Linked DNA regions of Mus musculus: region 1 is linked to region 2. Evidence: chromatin loops called from intact Hi-C (ENCODE). Cell type or tissue: gastrocnemius. All regions are shown on one strand. Links, peaks and the distances in the headings refer to the core of each region. The heading gives the core; the rest is flanking DNA.

Region 1 (2,913 bases), core at 110-2,609, 53 kb before region 2:
AACGTGCTTTTACTCAGAGCTAAGGGGGGCTACACAGGGAGTGGGTTCCTTTGGCTCCGTTTATGGCTCCGTCCTCGGGTTTATCTTTCATCCCAGGGCTCTCCAGTGGTTTCATCAGATTTGGAGTTAGTGTCTCTGATGTGTTTGCCTCTGACCTCTGACCTAAACTTCAGTGGTGTTATTTTCAGCTGTTCTTTGACAGGGCTCCAACAGCTGCTGCTTAATACCACAGACAACTTCTGACAGAGGCAGAGCTTCTAGCAATAGGATTAATCTGTGAGCCTCACTCTGATTTGAAGCTAGTTGAAAATTTTTTTTTCTCCAGGTAGAAATGGGGATTTACAAAGAAAGAGAGGTGGGGGGCGGGGGGAGCCAGAACAGTCTAGGAGGCTAAACAAAGCAGAGCCAAAAACAAACAAAAAAGAAACAAAATGTTCACTACAAAGAAAACACATTTCTTAGAGTTAACAAGAAGCATGGAAGTGCTGAGCTTTCTCACAGCTGTTTGCTGGCTGAATTGGAAAATACTGTTCAGAAAACAGTCACAGAGAAATCCCAGGAAGATGTGTAGTTCTTGATAAATCCTGGGTGAGTTGTTTTAAAAATACTTAACTCCTCAAATAAATACCAGAAAGAGAGACAGAGAGAGACAGAGAGAGAGAGAGAGAGAGAGAGAGAGAGAGAGAGAGTCATTTTTAGTAGTTTTCTTTGCACGAAGAAGACTTGAAAAGACTGATATCCAGGTCAGTGACTTTCTGGTTGCAAAGTCCATAGCTACAACTGTTTAGTTTCGATGGCAAAACTAATTTGGGTTGTCAGGATGTAGTTTTTTTTTGTTTTTTTTTTTTCCATTAGCTATCAGACATCAGCTGATAGGCAAAGAGCTCAAAGCTGTCCCTCGAGTTTCAGATAATGGTTCAAATAACTGGCACTTTCTGTTACCATACTAGGGGGGTGGTGCTCTGTCTCTGTGTCTCTCTCTCCATCTCCCTCCCTCCCCCCCCCCCCCCCCCCGCGAGTGTAACTCTCTCTCCCCTTTCCCCCTCCCTCTCGATAAGCTCAATGGGGCTGTCTATTTTTAACTTCCTGTTCTTTCCTTTTGGCCGGGCAATCAGTGTGAACAGAGGCGCGTTCCCTGAAAGAGTCCCGGTAGCCTCGTGGAAGCCTTCTGACATGACCAGCAGACAGCATCACTACCAAGGCTGCTCGGGGTTTAAGCCCTGCTTCTAAAGTGCCATGTCCTGCAAAGAAAGTCCCCATGTGGGTGCTTCCACCACCACTGTCAGCTCTGTAGCCGTGCACGCTGGGGACTCCAAGATCGTGATCGCCGTTGTCAAGGTAAACTCACAGCTTGCTTTCCTCTGTGTGGCTGGGGGGCTCTTGGCGGAATGGCTGAGAGCACGGGAGGATAATGCAGAGCAGATGACAAATAACAAGTGATCTTCGCCACTTAAATCCGTGACAGAGGACTGCTAAGTTCCAACAAGTTGGCAGCTGCTTTTCAGGGTAAAACGCCTCTAGAGCGCCTTCCAACAAACTTTACTGTGTACTTTCAGTTTGGTCCTTACAGGCGAGGCGCATGTGATGAAGGTTGAGGAATTCCAGGAGAGTTGGGTGGCCAGGACAGTGCCTGAGATTTCTGAGTGGCTGTGATGGAGAATGGGGAGGCAGGTCAGAGTGGGGCACTGTCCTGAGCTTGAGAGAACTGGATGCACCAGAAGCCTCCCAGAACCGGTTTTCACTGGTAAAGGCAACGCTAAATACTTCTCCCACTGTAGGGGGATGGAGACTGCCACAGACTACTTATTAAACTGCCTCTCCCTCTTGAGAAAAGGAAAGTGCAGTGACTCGGGCCTTAACTGTGTGTTTTATGTCTAATTGTTTTATGTCTAATTGTGCAAAGATGGCCACACATTATTTTGGGTTGTACGAGGCTCCCATGATTTTTTTTTTTTCCTCTGACTGAAATCATCATGAAAGATCCTCTGGACTATAAGCTTGCTCTTTAGACACTATGCCACCCAAATAATTCAGGTTTAATGAAAGCAAACCTGGTAAAACAAAACGACAAACAAACAAATACCTGGCTACAAGGCCTATTGGATTTACATGCTGCAAAATTGTATAGTAGCATGAAGCTGTGTAGGAGAAAAGCCGAGCTTGACATTGAGCAAAGCAATTCTCTGAAGAGGCATGGAATGCAGGGTCCTGCTCAAGGCCTTAGCTGGGTGGGGGTGGGGGTGGGGGGTTCTCAGTACTGGGAGACTTCTGCACAACAAATAGGACTTCAGCTCCACTCCCCATCCTGTCCTCAGCAGAGGTGTGAGTGGGAATGACAAGGACCATGGCTTCCCCAGTGCAATCAGGTCACTTGCACACGATTTAAAGACGCTTTGGGCAACATGTAGATTCCAGCAGGGATGGAAGAGAAGCAAATCTAGGACTTTTTTGTTTTTTAGTAAACATTACTTTTTCTCAAACTTAAAACATTCATAGAGTAGACGGAGTCACAATACTTAAACAACAACCTATGAGATAGTCAGAGGTACAACGAACATACAAACTTTAACAACAATATAGAAAAGTCTTTTAAGCTGGATTCTGTTTCTCAGAAAAACCACTCACGGTCCCCTCTCCAGCTCCCTTCCCCACTGCCATCTCCAAAGAAAAGGCACTTCAGCCTCTTCAGAGAGCAAAGTTTGTATTGATGGGCAGGGAAAGCCCAGGTCTGGTCCATAGTGAAGTTCCACCCCGCTCTACCTCTGTGAAGTGTCCCTCTCTGTCTAGAGATGTTTTGTGTGAATTCTTCCGGTGATGGTGAAGAACTGATCACCATCTAACGCACACACAGCACACATTTGTCATTTGGGAGTTTAAAGAATTCAAACCTGCTCTCCATGAGAAAACGTGTTC
Region 2 (2,913 bases), core at 143-2,642:
TTATGAATCTAGCCAAATAATAGATATATCCTTTGGTCAAAAGTAGAATATGAAATTTGATGCGTCTATAATATTGACTGTAATATGACTTAAACAGTGTCTTCTTGGTGAGGAGGTGGAACCTCTCCAGTTTCTCAGAGCTATAAAAAATTAAGTGTGCCGTCTTGATTGTTATCAGTCTAAGTAAACATTAGTGTAATGTCCAAAAGGCTTAAGATGTTCTGTTCACAGTTCTGTAGATGCTGCCGTGCTTGTACTTGGCAGTGTGAACACCAGATTGAGAGATTGCTAGGGAGTTAAGAGCAGGACGTGATATTCCTGTACCATGTGCCCAGTAGTCCTAGAGCACAGTAGAAACTTACTTCCTAAGAGGGGAGACGTGTGCATTCTGTGCTTGTTTTATGGAGCATAAGACAGTGAACAGACACGTTAATAAACCGGCAGCCCTGCCAGTCATTCTAAGCACTTAAGGAAAAGAGGAAGGAGGTGACTAATCAGAGCAGAGACTATGCATTTCTGACCATCTGAGGCATCTCCCCTAAGGATTATTTGAGACAATTGATACTTTTGCGACTCTGGGTGCTGTGGCCTCAGTTCATTCTCTTTGGGGGAAGGAAGTGAAATGACCAGCATGATAGCAACTCAGATGTTCATTGCTTACAGGGGAAAGTAAGTGAAAATGAACTCCTTTTCTGTCTTAGTTGGGATGTGATCATTTGAAAAGCACCCTCCCTGGGCGTCCCTTTATCACCGTTTTTCCTATGTAAGACAATGTGCACGCGTTTCATGCCGACAGGCGAACATCCTGCCCTTTCTTTCCAGTCATAGCAGCATCTTAGTTTGCAGATAATCTGCCTCATTAATGAAAATCAGAAGCAGCATGGAATATTTTGTGCATAATTAATTATCTTGGCAAGAAGATTTATGAATGTAATTTTTCTCAATTGTCCCAATCAGACATAAGTGAAGCAAACAAATATACTAACACTAAGTTATTCATGGCCTCTTTATGCAAGGCGATGTCAAGGGCATCTAGGAGAATTAAGATGGGGCAGGCACTCTGCTTTTAATACCCAGGGTGCACCTATGTATATTTGTGTAAGTTTTTGCAGGGCGGGGAGGGTAACAGAATTCACTGGGAAGGTTTTATGGTTCATAAATTGAGGAGAGTGCAGCCATTATCAGACACTATCTTCCCTATTAGCTGCAGCCAAGATGGCGTCTGAGATGCCCTGTGGATGCGTAGCTTCGATGCGTGGAGTCTTGTGCCTATGAGGCATCCGCAAGTCTTGTTTGTGTATGAACACACACTTGTGTTTATTTGTGTGTTTTCTGGCACATGCCGCTGCTTTCTCATTTACTTTAGAGTCTGAATGAATGACCAGCTTAAGTTAATATGACACAGCATAGGCAGGGTTAAGAAGCATAAAAAAATTATTCTTTAAATACATAAAGGCTGTATATAAGGCAAAAATAGGGGGTGTGGGGGAGAGTTATAATTAGCTTGGTGATATTGGAATCTGAGAGTTTGGTCCAATAGCAGACATAAATAACAATCCATATGTAGTTTAAAACTTATCATAGACTTTTATTTTGGCACATTGGCTACGTCTGGAATTCTTTTTTAATTCCTTGTTAGCAGGAAATGTAAAGTATCGTAATGTTTATAGGAGAAGCTTGTAGTTCTGAAAGCGATAGGTGTTTGCTGATTAGAATGCATGCTGATCATCATTGCTTTCAGTGTGGTCAAGGGCTACAGCACAGGGATTCTGGGGCAGAGGGCACGGATACCTTTCTAGGCTTTTATACTTACTACCAAGGTTATTAGTCTCTGTGTACTACTTTTCTTTGTGTAAAATGAGGCTAATAATGGTAGCTATCTATCCATTTCTTACAAAAATAAAGCCATAATTATGTGTGAAAATATATGAAGTACATAGTGTTTAGAGCAAATCTTCACGTGTTCACTCTGTCATTTTCGAGCTACAGTAAGAGCTGGCACGAAGCTGTATTTTAGCCAGATCCCAGCTCGTGTCTAAACTGCTGGATGTGTTAGCCTCACCCTATGTGCAAGAGAACAGGAGCAGCTGGGCATCCGGCCTAGTTCAAAACTCATCCTTCTCTGCAAAGTAGTTAAAAATCAACTTCTAGTGCTGTGAAGAGGCACCACAACCAGAGAAGCTTATAAAAGAAAGCCTTTAATTGGGGCTTGCTTACAGCTTCAGATGGCGAGTTCATGGCCGTTATGGGAGGGGATCGTGACCACAGGCAGGGATAGTGCTAGAGTAGTAGCTGAGAGCTTACTTCTGATTCATAGAAACTAGAGGGGGAATAGAGGTGGCCCTGGCCCTGGCTTTTGAAACCTCAAAGCCCATCCCAGGTGACATACCTCCTCCAACAAGATCACATCTCCTGATCCTTCACCTCCTGGGAAGGAAGCCTTCAATACTCAAACCAATGGTGGGGTGTGGTCTTCTCATTCAAATCTGTAAACCAATGGTGGGGTGTGGTCTTCTCATTCAAATCTGTAAACCAATGGTGGGGTGTGGTCTTCTCATTCAAATCTGTAAACCAATGGTGGGGCGTGGTCTTCTCATTCAAATCTGTAAACCAATGGTGGGGCGTGGTCTTCTCATCCAACCTTCTGAACTTTGTCTGCCTTTGGGCTAGTTCTTTAGCTCACTTATTATACTTGTTATGTTTGACCATAAGTTCATTAAATTCATTTGGTCACTTTCATGGATTACTCATATTCAGTCGTGCTGCAAAATATTAAATGAAAAATTCCAGAAGTAAATAACCCAAAACTTTAACACTGTTTACAGTATATTATTATAGTAGTTCCATTTGGGGTGTGTATATTTGCGATGGGGAAGTTCTTCTAACAACTACGGTTAGAAGTAAAGCTGTATA

The links. Hi-C counts contacts between places; a loop is a spot of excess contacts. Peaks named below come from ENCODE experiments on the same cell type or tissue, not always from the same donor. Only the 100,000 strongest peaks of a DNase experiment are listed, where the experiment ranks them.
Region 1: a loop joins it to region 2, with 2.1 times the contacts of the local background. A loop is called at or near these places in 5 of 42 quality-filtered maps.

What each region holds. Positions count from the first base shown.
Region 1 is chr2:77,168,810-77,171,722 of GRCm38, reverse strand. It overlaps Ccdc141 (coiled-coil domain containing 141), which reads left to right and starts at 1,088. Exons shown (of 24, transcript NM_001025576.3): 1 at 1,088-1,338. The coding sequence starts at 1,237. In gastrocnemius, for the core only: no CTCF peak of the experiment used is centred there; a DNase peak (open chromatin) is centred at 1,307; H3K4me3 peaks cover 2,345 bases; H3K27ac peaks cover 2,281 bases.
Region 2 is chr2:77,115,691-77,118,603 of GRCm38, reverse strand. The region is part of intron 5 of Ccdc141 (coiled-coil domain containing 141); the gene reads left to right. Among named protein-coding and RNA genes, the nearest start is that of Gm39862, 46 kb to the right of the region's middle. In gastrocnemius, for the core only: no CTCF peak of the experiment used is centred there; no DNase peak of the experiment used is centred there.